2 separate regions of the Homo sapiens genome follow, and region 1 is linked to region 2. A link is an interaction called in ENCODE POLR2A ChIA-PET data of the cell type or tissue named here. Cell type or tissue: GM12878. All regions are shown on one strand. Each heading gives the region's core, and the rest is flanking DNA. Links, peaks and the distances in the headings are about the cores only. Region 1 overlaps GPATCH2L (G-patch domain containing 2 like). Region 2 has its middle 23 kb from the start of ESRRB.

The links. Peaks named below come from ENCODE experiments on the same cell type or tissue, not always from the same donor. Only the 100,000 strongest peaks of a DNase experiment are listed, where the experiment ranks them.
Region 1: POLR2A ChIA-PET joins it to region 2 with 8 read pairs; 1 of 35 experiments calls an interaction of 5 or more read pairs at or near these places.

What each region holds. Positions count from the first base shown.
Region 1 is chr14:76,184,159-76,188,556 of GRCh38, forward strand. The region is part of intron 8 of GPATCH2L (G-patch domain containing 2 like); the gene reads left to right. Among named protein-coding and RNA genes, the nearest start is that of GPATCH2L, 34 kb to the left of the region's middle. In GM12878, for the core only: CTCF peaks have their summits at 1,147 and 2,192; a DNase peak (open chromatin) is centred at 2,373; H3K27ac peaks cover 1,910 bases.
Region 2 is chr14:76,351,255-76,355,652 of GRCh38, forward strand. It overlaps a transcript of ESRRB not described here. Among named protein-coding and RNA genes, the nearest start is that of ESRRB, 23 kb to the right of the region's middle. RefSeq lists an enhancer at 1,793-1,982. In GM12878, for the core only: a CTCF peak has its summit at 1,698 (motif pointing left); a DNase peak (open chromatin) is centred at 1,657.

The DNA of each region.
Region 1 (4,398 bases), core at 219-4,218, 170 kb before region 2:
ATTAATTTGCTGTATTGCCTCCTGGCTGTTCCCAGGCTGTTTTTCCTCTTCATCATGGAATTTTTAATGGCCCTACTGCCTCTTGGGAAGCATGTGAGGAAGAGTTCCTCAGGGAGTGCTTCCCTTTTTTCACATGCCTATAATTACTCTCCTTTAAGAGCACAAAGAGTTTGATAATCATGCCTGAACTATGAAGGTTCCCTCCTGTCAGGTTACTGAGCTGAGGCTGCTTCTTGCCTGGACACTGCCAATTCCATTCTCCTAAGCAAGAGCAAGGGCTTTTCAACAGTTTCCTCCCTGCTAGAACCATATGCCCTTCTGGTTCTCAGAATAGGTGGGGGCGGGGGGCATTGGGAGGATGGTGCATGACCTAAAATCCTCTCTTGTTTAATATTTCATTGCTATAAACAAATAAATAATTGGACCATAATATTAAAATAACATTTTATTGATGTAGCGTTATAATACAGCCCAGATGACAGGTGCAGTGGATGGGAGGGAGAGTTTTGTGGTCTTTGTACCATCTAATAGATTTGTGGATTTCAGGAATAGCACTCTGGAAATAGTTAACTTGGTGGTTTTCAACCCTGGCTGCAAGTTGGAATCACCTAAGAAGCTTTAAGAAAATATATCCGTGCTGGGCCCCACTTCCAGAGATTCTGATTTAATTGGTCTGGGATAAGGCCTAGACATTGGCATTATTTTAAAGCTCCCTAGGTGATTAATATGCCAGCCAGGGTTAAGAACTGTTGTCCTAAATGCATATGGTTTTGTGACTGGTGCTTTGTAATTTGCTTAATAGGGTCTCCCCTTTCATAATTGGTGCAAACTCTGTACTTTGGTATGGTATGCACCATTCCTTACGGGAGGTAGACCTCTGGACTTCTCTTAGCTTTGGAGAACCTACTGCAGGTAGAGAAGAGTGTTAGTATCTGCACGGTGCCCAGCACATAGTTCTTAATAAATGGATCAGGGGCAGAGTTTTGTCAGGTGGATATATGGATAGTTGGATTGTTGGCTGGGTGTGTAGATGAAATCCATAAACCAAGTGTTTTGGTTTGGTTGTTTTGGTTGCTAGTATTGGGATTTGCTGTTAAAGGTGTGATACCTGGTATTGGTGTTAAGAATTGCTGCTGCCCAAACAGCAGATGGTGTGATTGGCGTTCTGGTAGAGGCAGTGGTATTGTTAAGGGCACAGTCACAAACTTGTAATAAGAAGACTAGTGCTGCAAGCAGTTTTTCCCAAAATGAGAGATTTGTTGATTGTGAAGGATAGTTTTTCTTACTATTATTACCAAAGAAAATGATAGCTAGGATTTATCAATTGCTACATACAGGTCAGTTGCATCTATGTGATTCATCAATCACCAGTTGCAGTTTTTGAGTGCAAAAACTTTTCATGGCAGTGTTTTAGTTTTCTCCAACTCAAAGGAAAGGTCAACTTTTAGTGACCTTTCCTTTATTTTGGAAGATAATTTGGTCAAGCATTACCATTTTAATTTATTCTTTCTTTAAGCTCTGAAATAGCAAAGCACTGATATCTTCTTTTCATATAGGTCAGCTTCCTTTGTAAATAAACTGTTTTTTCTTTGAGAAATCTTATTTTTAGTTGTGGTAAGGATGGCAGATATCAGCCTGGTATGCAAATGTTATACGTGTTTCTTAATGAATGGATGAAAAGTTTCATAGCTTCTACTTTCTTCATAGTCCATTGGCATAGGTGGTAGGAGATTAAGAGTGTAGATATTAGTGTCAGGCAGACCTGGGCGAGAATCCGGGCTTTACCCAGGCAAATGACTTAATCTTCCCATACCTCAATTTCTACATCTTTAAAATGGAAATATCAATACTTTTTAAATTGGTTGAATGGGGACCAAAATGAAATAATATATGTAAATATTGAGCATCCTGGTAACCAATATTATTTTTGTTATGTAGTTACTGCCCTACCCCATCCTTAGGATAATTGCAATTTTAAAAACTTTGAGTTGGCTTCCAGAGTCATTTGCTAATTAGATGTAATACTGATTCTTGAGGTGCTTAAATGACCTCAAATGGTCTATAAGAGGAGGCATTTGGACAGAGTTGGGGTTAAAAAAAAAGAGAGAGAGACCTTCCTGCCCATTAGAGAGTTGAAATAGGATAGGCTGAGCTCATTTGTAATTCATTTTATCTGTTCACAAACGTTATGATCTGCATATCAGAGTTGTGTGCCCAGCTGGCTGTGCCACTTGACAAGGAGTTTCAAAGAGTAAGAAGAAGACTCACTTCATGCTATTAATTTTGACCTTTGGAGCCATAATAAACAGCCTGAGGTTTTACCTCAGGGCTTGGGGGAAGGAACCTTTTATTAGTCCTGTATCTGTTGATGCTGTGAAGCACAGTGTTGCTTTCTCACCTCTTTAATGCCTCAGTTTCAGCCACATGTGTGAAGCAGTTTCTGCTATAGTATTGTCTATAAGGCTGCCCAAGCCTATTGGAATTGCCCATTGTATAGTACACAGTTCTTGAATCTTTTGTCCTCTATTGGAGGGTCTCGTTGACAGTGGCTCTCAGCTGGCTGGCATCTTACTGCCTAAGTGGAATGATGAAAGCATTTTCTCTCTCTCTGTTTTTCCATTGTAAGATACCCATCTTTCCAACTGATGTGAAATGATTTGGCTCTTATGGGCGGCATGAAACAGCTTCATAGATATGCCTACTTTAGCCCAGCTAAGGGAATTAGATTAGGGAGAATTTTCAGGTGCCAGTGAGCAGTTTGTCACAGACTACTGAGGGTTAGATTTAAGTGAAAATCATTAGTGGAATTGCTAGGATCGCTTCCTGTTAGATAAGCCTCCTCTGTTTCCTATGATAATTGTGAAGTGTTTTTTTTTTTTCTTTTCTTCCTATCTGCTCCTAGTGCCATAGGCCTAGATCTTTTCCCAGGTGCAAGTCTATGAAAATATTTCCCCTCCTGACTGCTTAATAAATGTCAGTAAACCTTAAAGGTAAAATCACATGTGAGAAAGGAGTCTCACATTTAATCTAGGGATTAAATCTCTAGATTTAATCCTCCTTTTTCTCCTTTTACCCTAGCACTTACTTGTTCTCTGATTACAACTCAGTGTCTCGGAGTATTAATTCTTTCTTTAGGAATTGGCCTTCCTACTGTGTTGTGAGCTCCTGGGGACAGGACCTCAGCTCAGTCATCTTTTATCTCCCTCTGCACATCCAGCATAGTATGTTACATTGGGTAGGCCTCCATACATTTTTGTTAAAAATAATTGAGGTGAATAGATTAGTAATTAAGCAGAATAATTGGAATATATATATGAACTTTGGTCCCTAGAAATATCAAATTTTTTCCTGGTGTTACTTGTGTTAAAGAAAAAGTATAGAAAACAAATACCATTTTTACATTGAATTTTATTAACTTTCTAATTTTTAATTTTTGTGGGTTTGTAGTAGGTGTATATACTTATGGGGTACATGAGATGGTTTGATATAGGCATGTAATGCGTAATAATCACATCATGGAGAATGGGGTATCCATCCCCTCAAGCATTTATTCTTTGTGTTACAAACAAACCAATTTTACTTTTATTTAAAAATGTACAGTTAGATTATTATTGACTGTAGCCACCCTGTTGTGCTATCAAATAGTAGATCTTATTCATTCTTTCAATTTTTTTATACATATTAACCATCCACATTCCCCACCACCCTCATTACCCTTCCCAGCCTCTGGTAACCCTCCTTCTACTCTTTATCTCCATTAGTTCAATTGTTTTGATTTTTAGATCCCACAAATAAGTGAGAACATGTGATTTTTGTCTTTCTGTGCCTGGTCTATCTTACTTAATATAATTATCTCCATTTCCATCCATGTTGTTGCAAATAACAGGATCTCATTCTTTTTTATGGCTGAATAGTACTGCATTGTGTATATGCACCACATTTTCTTTATCCATCATCAGTTGATGAACACTTAGGTTGCTTCCGAATTTTGGCTATTGTGAACAGGGCTGCAGCAAACCTGGGGGTGCAGATATCTCTTTGATATACTGATTTCCTTTCTTTTGGGTATTTACCCAATAGTGAGATTGCTGGATCATATGGTAGCTCTATTTTTAGTTTTTTTGAGGAACCTCCAAACTATTCTGCATAGTGGTTGTACTAATTTACATTCCCACCAACAGTGTACGAAGATTACCTTTTCACCACATCCTCACCAGCATTATTAGTTGTATTTTGGATGTAAGCCATTTTAACTGGGGTCAGATGATGTCTCATTGTAGTTTTGATTTGCATTTTTCTGATGATCAGTGATATTGAGCATCTTTTCATATGCCTGTTTGCCACTTGTATGTCTTTTGAGAAATATCTGTTCAAATCTTTTTTGATTGGATTATTAGA
Region 2 (4,398 bases), core at 135-4,134:
AAAATAAATAAATGTATTGTCTCACTGTTCTGAAGGTTAGAAGTCCAAGATCAAGGTATGGGCAGTGCCATGCCCCCTATAAAACCCTGGGGAGGATTCTTCCTACGTCTTCCTCACTTATGGTGGTTGCTGGCAGTCACTGGTGTTCCTGGCTTGGAGCTGCAGCACTTCAGTCTCCTCTGTTGTAACATGTCTGTGTCATCCCCATGTCTTCTCCTCTTCTTATAGGGCCACTGGTTGCATTGGGTTAGGGCTTGCCCTGCTCCAGTATGGCCTCATCTTAACTTGACATCTGCAATGACCATATTTCTAAATAAGGTCACATTCTCAGGTACTGGGGGTGAGGACTTCAGCATATCTTTTCGAGGGATGCAATTCAACCCATAACAGCCATCAGTATACCACCTTCTGGGTGAAGGTGAAGGAATATTATCTCATGTATGCCACCATATGCAAAAAGCTTGTTTTCCTTTCTGTTCAGAGCATATGACCTCTTCTCACCTCTTCTCATAAACCAACAAGAAACAAGGACTGGGTGAATGTCAGTGGGGGACTCTCTATAGCTGATGAAGAGTATAAACTTCACTGGGTGCAGTGGTTCATGCCTGTAGTCACAGCTACTTGGGTGGCTGAGGCGGGAGGATCACTGGGGCCCAGGAGTTCAAGGCTGCAGGGAACTATGATGGCACTACTGCACTCGAGCCTGGGAGACAGAGTGAGACCCAGTCTCTTAAAAAAAAAAAAAAAAAAAAAAAGCAAACTCCAAGAAAGCAAGTGAACAGGTTTTTAAGTGTCCTGTTCGCTGTTGAGTCAGTGCCTGGCACAGAGTAGATTTGTTGAATGAATGGATAAGTGAATATGGTGGTTGGAGCTCCACAGGCTGGAGTGAACTGTGTGACTCAGGAAAACCACTTACCCTCCTTTACCCGCCTGACTTTTTTCGTGTGTAAAATGAGAATCAGAACAAGTACACGTAATTTACACATCATTGGGAGCATTGCATAAGAACCTATGTAAATGCCTTAACTCAGTTCCCAGCATGCAGTAAGTGTTCAGTACATGTTAATTAAATCAGAACCTGTTGGCGGCCACTGAGCAGTCTTTGAGGTTTGGGGCAGCTGCAGTAGTGATGCCAGCCTAGCAAGCGGGAACGTATCTACTCAACTCTTCTGCAGGAAAGGGTTGAGCTACCTTAACCAGGGAGCTGCTAGTGAGAAAGTGATCAAGCCTCAAGCGGACCTGGGAGACTAGATTACTAGAGAAGTATTATTACAGGGCACCGGTTGGGGGCACAGGCCCTGGAGCCAGACCCTGGGCCTTCAAATCCCAGGTTTAGCCCCAGCCAGGTGTGGGACCTCTGGCGCAGGGAAGCTCAAGTTTCTCTGACTATAAAGTGGAGACAATAATAACATCTGGCTTTCTGGTGAGGATTGGATAACAGTGCCTGGCACATGGTGAGTATTGTGTAAGTTTGATATTACTAGTGTAACTTTTCTATGTCCTCGGCCCCGGTTGCTCTGAGCTAGCTGATTGGAAAGCCCTAACCCTCGAACTCCGGGCTTTCTGGGAACGCGGGCTCTCTCCCCTCTTTCCCTCCGCCCCCACGCGCACACAGGCGAGCACCGTCCGCCCTTCCTAGTTCCCACCGCGCGCCCCTCGCTGAGCGCTCCGCACACTCTGAGATCCAGCGCGCCCTCTGGTGGCACACGGCCCCGAATCGCCGCGCTCCTGCGGGCCGCGCGCAGGGTCGCCGGGTAGGCACAGGCACGTCCCGTGGCCACGGACCTTTGCCCTCTGAGGCACCCTAGACCTTGGCTTTCTCTCTCTCCATTGCTCTTGTGAGAAAAGCTGCCTCGCTCTGCGGCCTCTCTCACGAGCGTGCCATTGTCCCGGAGAGTCCGGGAGTTGAAACAGCCCCTGGATAGAGCTGGGGAGAGGGCAGCACCCCCTTATCTTGGTGAGGTTTCAGGGCTTGCCCTCCTGGTTCTAACCTCAAAGGAGGGAGTTTAGCTAGGAGACAGCTGTTTTTACAGTCCCCAACCCCACCACTTTTTTCTCTGATGTGCTGTTGAAACCGATGGGCAGCTGAAAGGCCCTCATCTCTGCAAATCCGCCTGACTTAAGGTTCACCCTGTATGTCTTGGGTTCGCCAGCCATTACCATCCCCTAAGACTCGGGGATTACAGTTCCCGCCCTGCCTGCCTCTGTGTGGGTTTATTTAGGCCTTCCAGCCCCATCACTTCATCATCATCATCATTTATGAACCGCTAAGCATGTGCCAGGCACTGTTCTAAGTGCTTTGTGCATATAACTCATTTTATCTGGACAAGAGAAGAAACTATAAGTACAGGAGAGCCTATGAGGAAACTGAGGCACAGAGCGATTAGTGACTTGTCCAAGATCACAGATTGTAAGGGCTGGGTGTGGTGGCTCATGCCTGTAATCCCAGCACTTCAGGAGGCCAAGGCAGGAGGATCGCTTGAGCCCAGGGGTTTGAGACCAGCCTGGGCAACATAGTGAGACGCTATGTCTCACTATGTTAGTTACAAAAAAATTAAAAATTATCCAGATGTGGTGGTGTGTACTTGTGGTCCAGCTACTCAGGAGGCTGAACCCGGAGGATCACGAGCCCAGGAAGCTGAGGCTGCAGTCAGCTATGGTGGAGCCATGGAACTCCAGCCTGGGCAACAGAGCGAGACCCTGTCTCAAAATAAAAATAAAGAAAAGAAAAGAAAACTAAAAGGTCACACATTGCAGGGGTTTGAACCCTAGCAGCCTGACTCCAAGCCTATGTCAGCCCCGCTGGGTCCTGCTGCCTCCCTGCTGAGCTTTGTGTGGCTGGTCCTGCTCCCTTGCTTTGCATCCACATACCCTGACCTCTCCATCTGGAATGCCCTTCCTCACCCCCGGGAAATCTGCTTGGCCAACTCCTCTGTGAGCCCTTCCTTGGCCCCCAGGGTCCTCTACCCGCCCCCCCCCCCACCCACACTTCCACCCTCACCTCTCCATGTGCCTGTCATTAGTGTTACTTGCTTGCCCCTACCACTGGGCTGTGGGGCTGCTGACAGCAGAGGCTGTTTTCTGTTCATATTTGCTCTCTCCACTGCCTAGTACGATGCCAGGGACATGGCAAGTGCTCCTGCGATGAAGCCAGGCTCACATAGCAGCAGCCTTTTTCCAGGGACCTATCTCACCATTGCACTCTGAAGGGGGAGGACAAGTGCATTAGTCCCATTTTACAGATGTAAAGGCTGAGGTCCCGGGGGTGAGGGATTCATCCAACATTGTGACCCAAATGGGAGACACTCTTACCACAGTCCCTTGTTCTGTGCTCAGTGTCTTAGGCCAAAGGCTTCTGAGGGACCAGAATAAGGTGAGGGGCTGACCCACAAGAACCCATGGGGTCTCGGGGGTGGAAGAGTGTGCCTCATTTGTGTAGGTAGGTCCTGGGCTTTTTTTTTTTTTTTTTCTTTGAAATGAGTTTTGCTCTTGTTGCCCAGGCTGGAGTGCAATGGCTCGATCTCAGCTCACTGCAACCTCCACCACCTGGGTTCAAGAGATTCTCCTGCCTCAGCCTCCTGAGTAGCTGGAATTATAGGCATCCACCACCACGCCCGGCTAATTTTTTGTATTTTTAGTAGAGATGAACGTTCACCATGTTGGCCAGGCTGGTCTCGAACTCCTGACCTCAGGTGATCCACCCACCTCAGCCTCCCAGATTGCTGGGATTACAGGCATGAGCCACCATGCCCGGCCGGTCCTGGGCTTTATCTGCACGGGCCAAGGAGGAGAGAATTTGAAATCCGTGTTTGTTTTATTCTCTAGGGTCTCCCCTGGAAAGATGTCACCCTTTGGGTATACCTTCCTCCTCGGATGGGTCTTTTCCAGGCAGCCTTCCTTGCAGTCTGAAGCCGGGGCCAGGTGGCCAGAGGCGGTAGAGACCCAAGTAGGGCTCAGAGAAGTTAAGGACAAAGATAGGGACAGCTACCAGGGCTGGGGATGCTGCTCTATAGGGCAGCTTGGGACCCGAAATACTGAGTTTGTGTGTGTTAAGGACCCTGGCAGACTTTTACCACGCCCTTCTCCCTTTCACCACTCATGTTTCCCTCACTCCCCATTGCCCATCCACATGGTTCCCAACTTTCAAGACTCAGCCCAAGCCTCACCACTCCCTCTTGGGCCCAAGTCACTTGTTTCGTCTGCCACGTCCCCACAGTACTCCATCCAAGCCATGTCACTGAGCACTCTAGCTTGTATCAATGTGGATCATTTGCAAGACTTTCCCAGGCCAGTCATTTCTCCTGCTCTAATGGACACCACTTAAAAAGAAAAATCAGATATTCTGTCCTGTCTGGGTCCCCCTCACTGGACAGTACAATGCTGGGCAGTAATAAATGC